Linked DNA regions of Homo sapiens: regions 1 and 3 are each linked to region 2. A link is a contact called in ENCODE Hi-C or POLR2A ChIA-PET data. All regions are on one chromosome and are shown on one strand. Each heading gives the region's core, a stretch centred on a gene start or an enhancer-like site at or near the end of the contact. The rest is flanking DNA. Distances are from core to core; before and after follow the strand shown. Region 1 overlaps LOC124903081 (a long non-coding RNA gene). Region 2 overlaps LOC105370003 (a long non-coding RNA gene). Region 3 has its middle 320 kb from the start of TBX3.

Region 1 (2,944 bases), core at 346-2,845, 600 kb before region 2:
CATATATTGTCTGGAATCTCCATGGAGGGGTCTGCCTTGGTGAGGAGTGGCTAGGCCAGCTGGGTGCCAGGTGGTCGTGTCCTCTCAATTGTTCCCTGGGTGGTCTCTCTAGCATGGCAGTTCCAGGGTGGTCAGACTTCATACATAGTGGTGTCCTGCCTCAAAGTGAGTGTTCCAAAGTCTGAGAAGAAACTCGAGGCTTCTTTTGATTAAGTGTCAGAAGTCAACATCCCTTTTACCACATTTTATCAGTCAAACAAATCAATAGGGCCAGCATAGTCTCCAGTATAGAGGTATGAGAACTCACTTCTCTCCATAAAGGTAGAAGAATCTGTAGCCATTTACATTATTCATTGAAGGGAGCAGTGTGGGTTGTTGTGTGCTACAAATTAAAAGGAAAATTTGGGGATTTTAAGCCTACTTTTAAACTTTATTTTTTTCTTTCCTACTTTTATTTTAGGCTCAAGGGTTATATGTGCAGGTTTGTTATATGGGTAAACTGTGTGTTACAGGGGTTTGGTGTACAGATAATCTTGTCACCCAGGTAATGAGCAGAGTATCTGATAGGAAGTTTTTCAATCCTCACCCTCCATTCTCAAGTAAGCCCTGATGCCTATTGTTTCCTTCTTTGTGTCCATGTGTATTTGATATTTAACTTCGTCTTATAAGAGAGAACAGGAAGTATTTGCCTTTCTGTGCCTACATTAATTCGCTTAGGATTATGGCCTCCAGCTCCATCTATGTTGCTGCAAAAGACATGATTTCATTCTTTATTATGGCTGCATAGTATTCCATGGTGTACATGTACCACATTTGCTTTATCCAGTGAACCATTGATGGTAAGCTTACTTTTGAACCCAATTCAAATTACTTTTATCAACAACAACAACAACAAAAAGATAATGGTGACTTATTGTCTCATGTAACTGAATAATACTCCTCTGAAGTGTTATTTGATCTAAGACTCATGGATTGACTAGGCTGCCTTTCTCTTCAACTCTCAGGCACACTCCATCCACATGACAGGCATGGTGGCCAGTGGAGAACCACAGTTCACATTCTCCAGCTGAAAGCCACCATCTTTCCTATAGAAAAGTCCTGGGAAAGTCTGAACAATTTGCTTTCAGTTAAGTGTCCACTAGTGTGATGGAGGTGTGAAGGGATTGTTGATCCCAGTCAAGTCACATGAAGTGGGTTGCCAGCAGAGAAGGTGGGCTCTGAGACCATCACAGGAAGGGAAATAAGGAAACTGTGATAAAGACAAAACCAGTGTGGCCACAGTCTACCATAAACATCTCACACTCTGCTATTCTACACTGAATTCTGATGCTAACCACCAGCTGGTGTTAGCACCAAGTCCACAAGTGAAGGACACACTCCCCAGTAAGACTATACTCACTTCCGATGCTAGCCACAAGCTTGAGGGTGTCCAGGCCACTCACACTTCTGACCAACTGGCTGAAAATTCAAGAGTGCATGACTCTTGAAAGGGGCTGGATAATTTGCTAGAATGACTCAGAGAATACAGGAAATAACTATACCTAGAGTTATAGTTTTATTACAAAGGATACAAAATCAGGACTAGCCAAAAGGAGAGACACATAAGGCTGAGGTCTGGGAAGGTCCCGAACACAAAGCTTCCGTGCCTCTCCCCACGGAATCGGAGTACATCACCCTCTTGACACATCAGTGTTTTTGGTCATCAGGAAGCTCCATTAGTTTTGGTGTCTAGATTTTTTATTGGGGTTACATTGCATAGCAATGATGGATTGAATCATGGACCACATGGTCAAACCTGGTCTTCATCAGCCACCCCTCCCAGTGGTTAGGCTGTCTCGAAGCCTCAAATGTCTAACTGTGTGATTAGTGTTTCTGGTTGACCAGCCCCCATCCTGAGTCACCTCATCTCTTACCATAAACTCAGGTATGGTCTGAGAGGCTCATGAGTAACAAAGACTCCTATTGCTCAGGAAATTCCAAAGATTTAGGGTTTCCCATTTAGAAACCAGAGACAAAGCCCAGCCAAATTCCTTCCTTTTTTTTTTTTTTTTTTTTTTTGAGATGTAGAGACAAGGTCTTGCTCTGTCATCCAGGCTGGAGTGCGATGGTACAATCATAGCTCATTGCAGCCTTGGACTCCTAGGCTCAAGCAATCCTCCTGCCCCAGCCTTCTGAGTACAGGCATGCACCACAATGCCTGGGAAATTTTTTTTTTTTTTTTTGTAGAGACAGAATCTCATTATGTTGCTCAGGCTGGTCTTTAACTTCTGGCCTGAAGCAATCCTCCTAACTTGGCCTCCCAAAGCACTGGGATTACAGGCACAAGCCACCACAGAGCCAGCCTCTCACACTCTTTACTATGCCACACAGGCATTGCTTCATGTGAAATATAAAATTCCCTTAATAAAGCATCATCACACCCACTTAGAAATGAAGACATTGTGGGTATTCTGAGATAATACAAGAATTGAGCCCTTGTTTTCTTGAACCCATGTTTTTATTTAATTTTCTTTTCTTACTATACCCCAATACTTACCTCTAATGAGAAAGCTACTTTGTTGCAAATAACTGCCTCAGTCACCTCCATCTCTAACTGGCAAGTCCCAATTATTCTACACTAAAGGAATTATCAATTTTAGTGAGGGAATTCCACTCCTTTTGTCTTGTGGAAGATTCTAGGAGTTAAAAGTTCTGAGTTGCAGTCCCAGGTCTGCACATTAGGTCAGTTGGATGCATCCCCTTACCTCTGGACTCAGTTTCTTCATCTGAAAAACAGCTAGCCTAGACTGACTGCCACAGAGGATCTTGTGAGCTCTGAAAGTTTCAGAACTCACTGCCGCTCAGCTTTGCAATGTGGAAATATCACTTGCCATTGGGATGGCCTGGGAAAATTAAGAATACTTTCCAACAGAGGAAATCTACACCCAGAAATTCCCTCTTTTAT
Region 2 (2,981 bases), core at 330-2,829:
TGGGGAGGCTGAGGCAGAAGAATTGCTTGAACCTAGGAGGCAGAGGTTGCAATGACCTGAGATCACGCCACTGCACTCCAGCCTGGGTGACAAAGTGAGACTGTCTTAAAAGAAAAAGAATTGTTGGCTTCTCTCAGCCTCCACCCAAATGGCATCTCCTTAGGACAGTAAGTTTTCACTTCCCATTTCTCAATACCTCAAATATCTCTCTCCCCTGGGACATTGCTCCAGGAAAGGTCAAGGGGACTTTTGGTTCAATGGATTTTCTTCATTAACAGAGAGCCCTTTCTTGCCTCAGAATGTATACTTGAAAACCATGCTTAAATGTCCTAGTTTGAGGCTCACTCTGCCAGGTGTTTAAACTCTAGCTTTATCTTTCAGGCTATGTGATCTTGGGCAAATGACCTAACCTCTCTGAGACTGTTTCCTCACCTATAAAGTGGGAGAACAGACCTCTCTCATGAATTTTGATGAAGATGAAATGAGATGACAAATGTAGAACACCAAGCACAGTTTCTGGTTCCAACAAAGGACCTATGATCCACAATTATTATTTCTGTACTGGGATGAATTCATTTCTTGAGTAAGGGCTTGGATTCTACCGCCAGCTTTTCTAACTAAGATTTTGTAATTCTAAAATAGTATGTTGAATAAACAAAAATAGATTTTTCTGTCTTATATAAAATTAGAGCTGCAGAAAATGCAAAAGAGATAAAGAACTGGTTCACTTAGACTCCAGGATGTATCATAAAAAGTTTTGTTATTTCTGTTGTTAATACATTCCTGATAGCCACTTGTTTCCTGGTTATTTGCCTTTTTGGCTCTGATTGGCCAGGTTCCAGTACATTGAGGTTTTCACTGCACTTGGAAGCTGTGTTTTGAAGACCTCGAATCCTCTGTGAAAATGAAAACTTCTTTTTCCCTTTTCTCCCCAAACTTTGGTGGCCAAATACCATCACCCCACACCCCCCGATTTTGAGGACTCTTCCCACTTTAGATGCTTTGTAGCAGTGTTTCTATAATCATCCATTGTCCCAGAACTTAAAGTCTTTTGGCCTCTGAACTAATTCCCATCCTTGCCTCTCACACTGAGAAGTGGTCAAGAAAAAATTTTGGTTCATGCATCCCCAGTTTTAGTTCAGATAATTTGACTCTACCTTCATAATATATGTCACTTTTGCTTTCAACCATTATCCTCATCATTCAACATCATATTCTTCTGTCAATTGCCTTCCCATTTCTAACAATGTCATGTCTAACAATGCCCTGCACATGCACACAACTGCACAAACACACAACCACACATGATCATCTCCCTTTTCTCCCACTACCACCGGCATTCCTATTGTGATGATTTATATTCAGCAGAAATTTTTGGGAAAAGGTTTGAGGAAAACTTTTTTAATGTCTTCCATTACCACGGGGCATGTGAAGGTGTTGTAATTATACCACTAACCAAAGAATTCATTTCTTTCCTGAATCCCTGAAAGAATCTGAATAATCTGAGGACGTAATAGTTTTTTTCCCGCCCAGTGTGGCAGGGCAAAATACACCCATACCAAGATAAATGGTTCCTTTCTAGCTTTAGCAAAAGGTTCTTAAGAGCCGGCCAGCCCAGCAACCACCAAATACAGCTCCTTGACTTGATTACCTTCTTCCTTCTCTATATTTCTTGACAGTATCTTCAACTATCCAAAAGCAGGCCCAAAGTGCCTGTCCCTAACCTAGTCTGAACGTCCAAGAACAGCACAGCAACCAAATCAGGTCCAAAACTAGTAAGCAGAGGCTGGAGTGCCATCTGCTGACTATTTTTATAAGACATCTTCCTGCTTAGCCCACACCACTAAATGCCCACACCACCCCATTTCAAGGCTGCCAAAAGAATCTAATGGTATAGCTTCAGGCATAGGAATGCATGAATTTTTTACTATATTAATATCTCATTATTCCATTATTGGGAATAGGCATTTAGAAACAAAGCCTTCTTTTCACTTTTTTTTTTATTTAAAGGCAAAATGAAAAATCTGGGAAAGACTGACTCTTTTATAATTGCTTTTATTATTGATGTTTTTGTTATTACTATTACAGTGTTATGTTAATAGATAATAATAATAGCAACTCTTTGAAACTCCAATTTTGCACACTTTTAATCTGGATCTCCAAATCAGCATATCACAGTTTGCAAAAAGATTTATGATCCTCTGAGAGCTTACGAGACCATAACAGAACAAAGGCAAAAAATAAAATAAAATAAAATAGAAGAAACTGAAATGAATGAGTGCGCTGCCAAAGGAGCAAGAATTCAGCTCATTCAGGTATATTTCAAGATCAGGTTGATAGGCGTTTCCCATGAAAATAAGCATTTCTACTTAAGATCAAATGGACTCATTTCTTTTTTCCAGGCTATTACATTTTTTGTTGTCCTTTAAAACCAGAGGAAACACTGGGAGTTCTCCTTTTTAAATAACTGTGCCATCTCTTAGAGAGAAAATGGAAAATCCCATAGTTAGATGTCCTTCTTTAGGGTTTATTTTGCCTCTATTACTTCAGGTTTCAAATTAGACAGTAAATTTGCCAAAATCAATAGAGAGAAGAAAGATGTCTTTCTTTAGAAGAACGGATGACATGTTTTTATTTGTAATATTCTCAGGAAGTATGTCGATAACATGCAAAAATCAAATACTCTCTTTCCAACTGCACCATGTAGGAGTTTTCCTAGATGGCCATCTACGTAAATTTTGACAAATATATGAAAAGTAATACACATTGCATATATACACGTGCATGTTTTGATCTGTTATCCTCAAAAGCACCCACCCTGAAGAAGACACATTCACTAGTCGGATGTGTATAAGCTTTCTACACTGAACAAGTCTTTGGGATTCTAATAGTTTCTTTTGTTTGTACTTTGCTCAGACTTTCAGAGGCATCTACAAATTCCAGATCTTTCTTCAAGGGGAGGACTTGGTTAATATTTCCTA
Region 3 (2,875 bases), core at 165-2,664, 750 kb before region 2:
CTCTCTTGTTTGTCTAGGGAGTCCTGAAAAAGAGAATAACATTTTGATGCTGAACGGCAGAGGCAGGGAAGAGTTAAAGTAGAAAAGTTCCTCAAAGGGGCAGCAACCAATGAGTCTGCTGCCATCCTGGCTGAGTCTTGCTGTCCCTTTGCCATGGCTTTAGGTTTATGGAAAAAAAATAGGCTCTTTAGAGAGGAAGAGAGGAAGTCTGTTTTCCTACAGCTCAGCTGAAAATCTCATCGTTCTGTGGAATTCTTTTCCCCCTTTAATGTGCACAGTTTTGGGATGAATTTTGCTCCTCTGTCAGTTTCCTCTGGATGTTTTATTGTAGGGAGGACTTATGGACTCTGCAACCAAACATAAATGGCCAAGTCCTAATTCTGTAGTTCCTTGGTTCTAGCAGCATGTGCCTCGAAAGGTGCCTGGCATGCAGTAGGTGCCCCACAAACATTTGCTGGATGAATTGCCGCCTGGGGACCCCAGGGTAGTCATAATATTCTGGAAGATCTGTCTTTTCACTCCTCTTGTTTGCAGAAGAAAAAAGTGTCAATCTGTCTTTCTGCATTGGCAGGTCTGTCAGGGTAGAAATACATCAGGGTTCTAGATAATTCATGTTTGAGGAACATCTGCTAGATATGTCATTCCAGTGGCATTTTACAGGTCAGTTCCTTGAAATATTTAAAAAAACCAGGAGACAAGCACATCACACCCATTTTTCGCTCCCACAAGAACAGGCTATGAAATGATTCTACTTTGACCCCTAATTCATTTCCGTGGGGATTCTGCTTATTAGTTGCTGCAAGTCTCATGTGTCTGGCAGAGATGTGTCTGTCTTCTTGTTGGCTAATGGTTTTGTCATTAGCCTGATGAATAGACTTGATCTAACATTCTTCAACTCCAGAGTAGGACGGACTCTTCCCCTCACCACCCTGCTGACCCTGTCAGTTTACAGCACAGAAATCTTCCAGTTGGGTTTTGTAAGGAGGCAGATTAAACAGAAAAAGTGTTTCTTCTTCCCTGGCCAAGTCATTTTGGATTGAGAGCGTACAAAAGTTGCTTTGTAGTTTGAGAACTGCTCATAAAAGTAAATTTCTTTTTTGATGCAATGATTAGAATTGCTTTGCTAGAAGAAAGTTACATATAACTGGTTACTTACTAGCATATCTTGTATATTATAATAACCTCAGGCACATGATAGGCATATTTATTAAATGAATAGTCATTATGTAAATGGAAAAAGATAAATAAGACCAAAGGGTGACAGATATTCAACAAATATTTGATGAATAAAGAAGTTAACAGATAAAATAAATGAATGAAAGTAGTTCCCAGGATGAAAGAAACATGAAGTCACTGCGACTGGAATGTGCTAGAGAATTGCAGGGTGTCTGTCAGCAGATAATGGTGCCCTTGCTTTTCTTCCCACAATTCGCAGGGGAGGTTTCTCTGCACCTGCCTTTGTCCAAGGTGACTCATTTCTTCCGGCCACAATTGTTTGACCAGAAATGGCATCTAGCCCCAGGGGACAAATAAAAAATATCTTCCCCAAGAAGACAGAACTGAAGCTTAGATGAAGATTCTGTGTTGCAGGGACAGTAATATGCTCATGTGACTACTACAGGAAGCCATCTTTCGCTTGCCAATGAGATAAGGAAGAAGGAAAAGATAATCTGCCATGAGGAAGAAGAATAAAATAATAGAAAAGAGGGAGAGAGAAAGAGAGAGGGAGGGAGGGAGGGAGAGAGGGAGAGAGAAAGAGAGAGAGAGAGAGAAAGATTGAATCAGGAAAGAGAAATGGGCCGCACCCTGTTGCTAATGTCTGTAATCCCAGCACTTTGGGAGGCTGAGGTGGGTGAATCACCTCAGATCAGGAGTTCAAGACCAGCCTGGTAAACATGGTAAAACCTGGTCTCTACTAAAAATACAAAAATTAGTGAGGTGTGGTGGTGCATGCCCGCTTAAACCTGGGAGGCGGAGGTTGCAGTGAGCCAAGATCGCGCCACTGCACTCCAGACTAGGTGACAGAGTGAGATTCCGTCTCAAAAAAAAAAAAAAAAAAAAAAAAGGGTGGGGGGAGAGGGAGAGAAAGGGAGATAGAGAAATGTCTAGATACCTGAGATTCTTCTAGTTCCCAGATATAACCCCAAATCTTTATAATTTCTTCAACATTTTCCCTGAAGTTAGCATACATTGATTTATGTCATTACAAACACTCTTTTTTTTTTGAGTCAGGGTCTCACTCTGTTGCCCAGGCTGGAGTGCAGTGGCACGTTCTCAGCTCACTGCAACCTCTGCCTCCCAGGTTCAAGTGATTCTCCTGCCTCAACCACCCAAGTAGGTGAGTTTACAGGCATGTGCCACCACACCCAGCTAATTGTTGTAGTTTTAGCAGAGACGGGGTTTACCATGTTGGCCGGGCTGGTCTCTTAACTCCCGGTCTCAAGTGTTCCATCTCAGCCTCCCAAAGTGCTGGTATTATAGGCGTGAACCACTGCACCTGACCCCCCAAACACTCTTAACATATGTGCCCAGAGATGAGACATTGTAGCCTTCATGGTCTTTGTCCATTCAAAGGCAAAGACTGGAACTCTCAAGCAGCCTTGCTAATACTTCCAGTTCCCTTCCTACTTCTTAAGGTCCTAGGTTGTAATGAGTATTTTTTTTTCTTTTTAAGTATAAAAAAAGAAGAAGGAGGAGAAGAAAGCCGAAGGGGGGAGGAGAAAGAAAAAATGAAACCCCTTTGCCCTCAAGTCTGTGAACTGGCTGATGAGGCGCTGCTATTTGATTTGGTTGCCACTCAAGGCTGAGGTTTTTCTTCTCCACTTTTCGCATGGACTTCTGTTGCTTTTTCTTGGCTTCTGGTTGCTCAAGAGGA

Evidence for each region. Hi-C counts contacts between places; a loop is a spot of excess contacts on that map. ChIA-PET counts read pairs that join two places held with the same protein, here RNA polymerase II (POLR2A). Pooled maps may share reads with other maps.
Region 1: a loop to region 2 is called in a map of mammary epithelial cell, with 4 times the contacts of the local background. The contact joins two enhancer-like sites. A Hi-C loop is called at or near these places in 5 of 168 maps with a recorded cell type or tissue (IMR-90, PC-3, head of caudate nucleus and 2 more) and 7 of 50 pooled maps. POLR2A ChIA-PET finds 5 or more read pairs at or near these places in 2 of 52 experiments (BJ and WTC11).
Region 3: a map of mammary epithelial cell shows a loop between it and region 2 (6-fold over the local background). The contact joins two enhancer-like sites. A Hi-C loop is called at or near these places in 3 of 168 maps with a recorded cell type or tissue (PC-3, mammary epithelial cell and prostate gland) and 2 of 50 pooled maps.

Annotation. Positions count from the first base shown.
Region 1 is chr12:115,154,321-115,157,264 of GRCh38, forward strand. All of the region lies in intron 1 of LOC124903081 (a long non-coding RNA gene), which reads left to right. Among named protein-coding and RNA genes, the nearest start is that of TBX3, 470 kb to the left of the region's middle. Within about 2 kb of position 1,596, at least 4 of the 41 ENCODE cell types and tissues checked have a DNase peak (open chromatin) inside an H3K27ac peak, as active enhancers do.
Region 2 is chr12:115,751,521-115,754,501 of GRCh38, forward strand. All of the region lies in intron 1 of LOC105370003 (a long non-coding RNA gene), which reads right to left. Among named protein-coding and RNA genes, the nearest start is that of LINC02463, 130 kb to the right of the region's middle. Within about 2 kb of position 1,580, at least 2 of the 41 ENCODE cell types and tissues checked have a DNase peak (open chromatin) inside an H3K27ac peak, as active enhancers do.
Region 3 is chr12:114,998,782-115,001,656 of GRCh38, forward strand. No RefSeq gene overlaps it. Among named protein-coding and RNA genes, the nearest start is that of TBX3, 320 kb to the left of the region's middle. Within about 2 kb of position 1,415, at least 3 of the 41 ENCODE cell types and tissues checked have a DNase peak (open chromatin) inside an H3K27ac peak, as active enhancers do.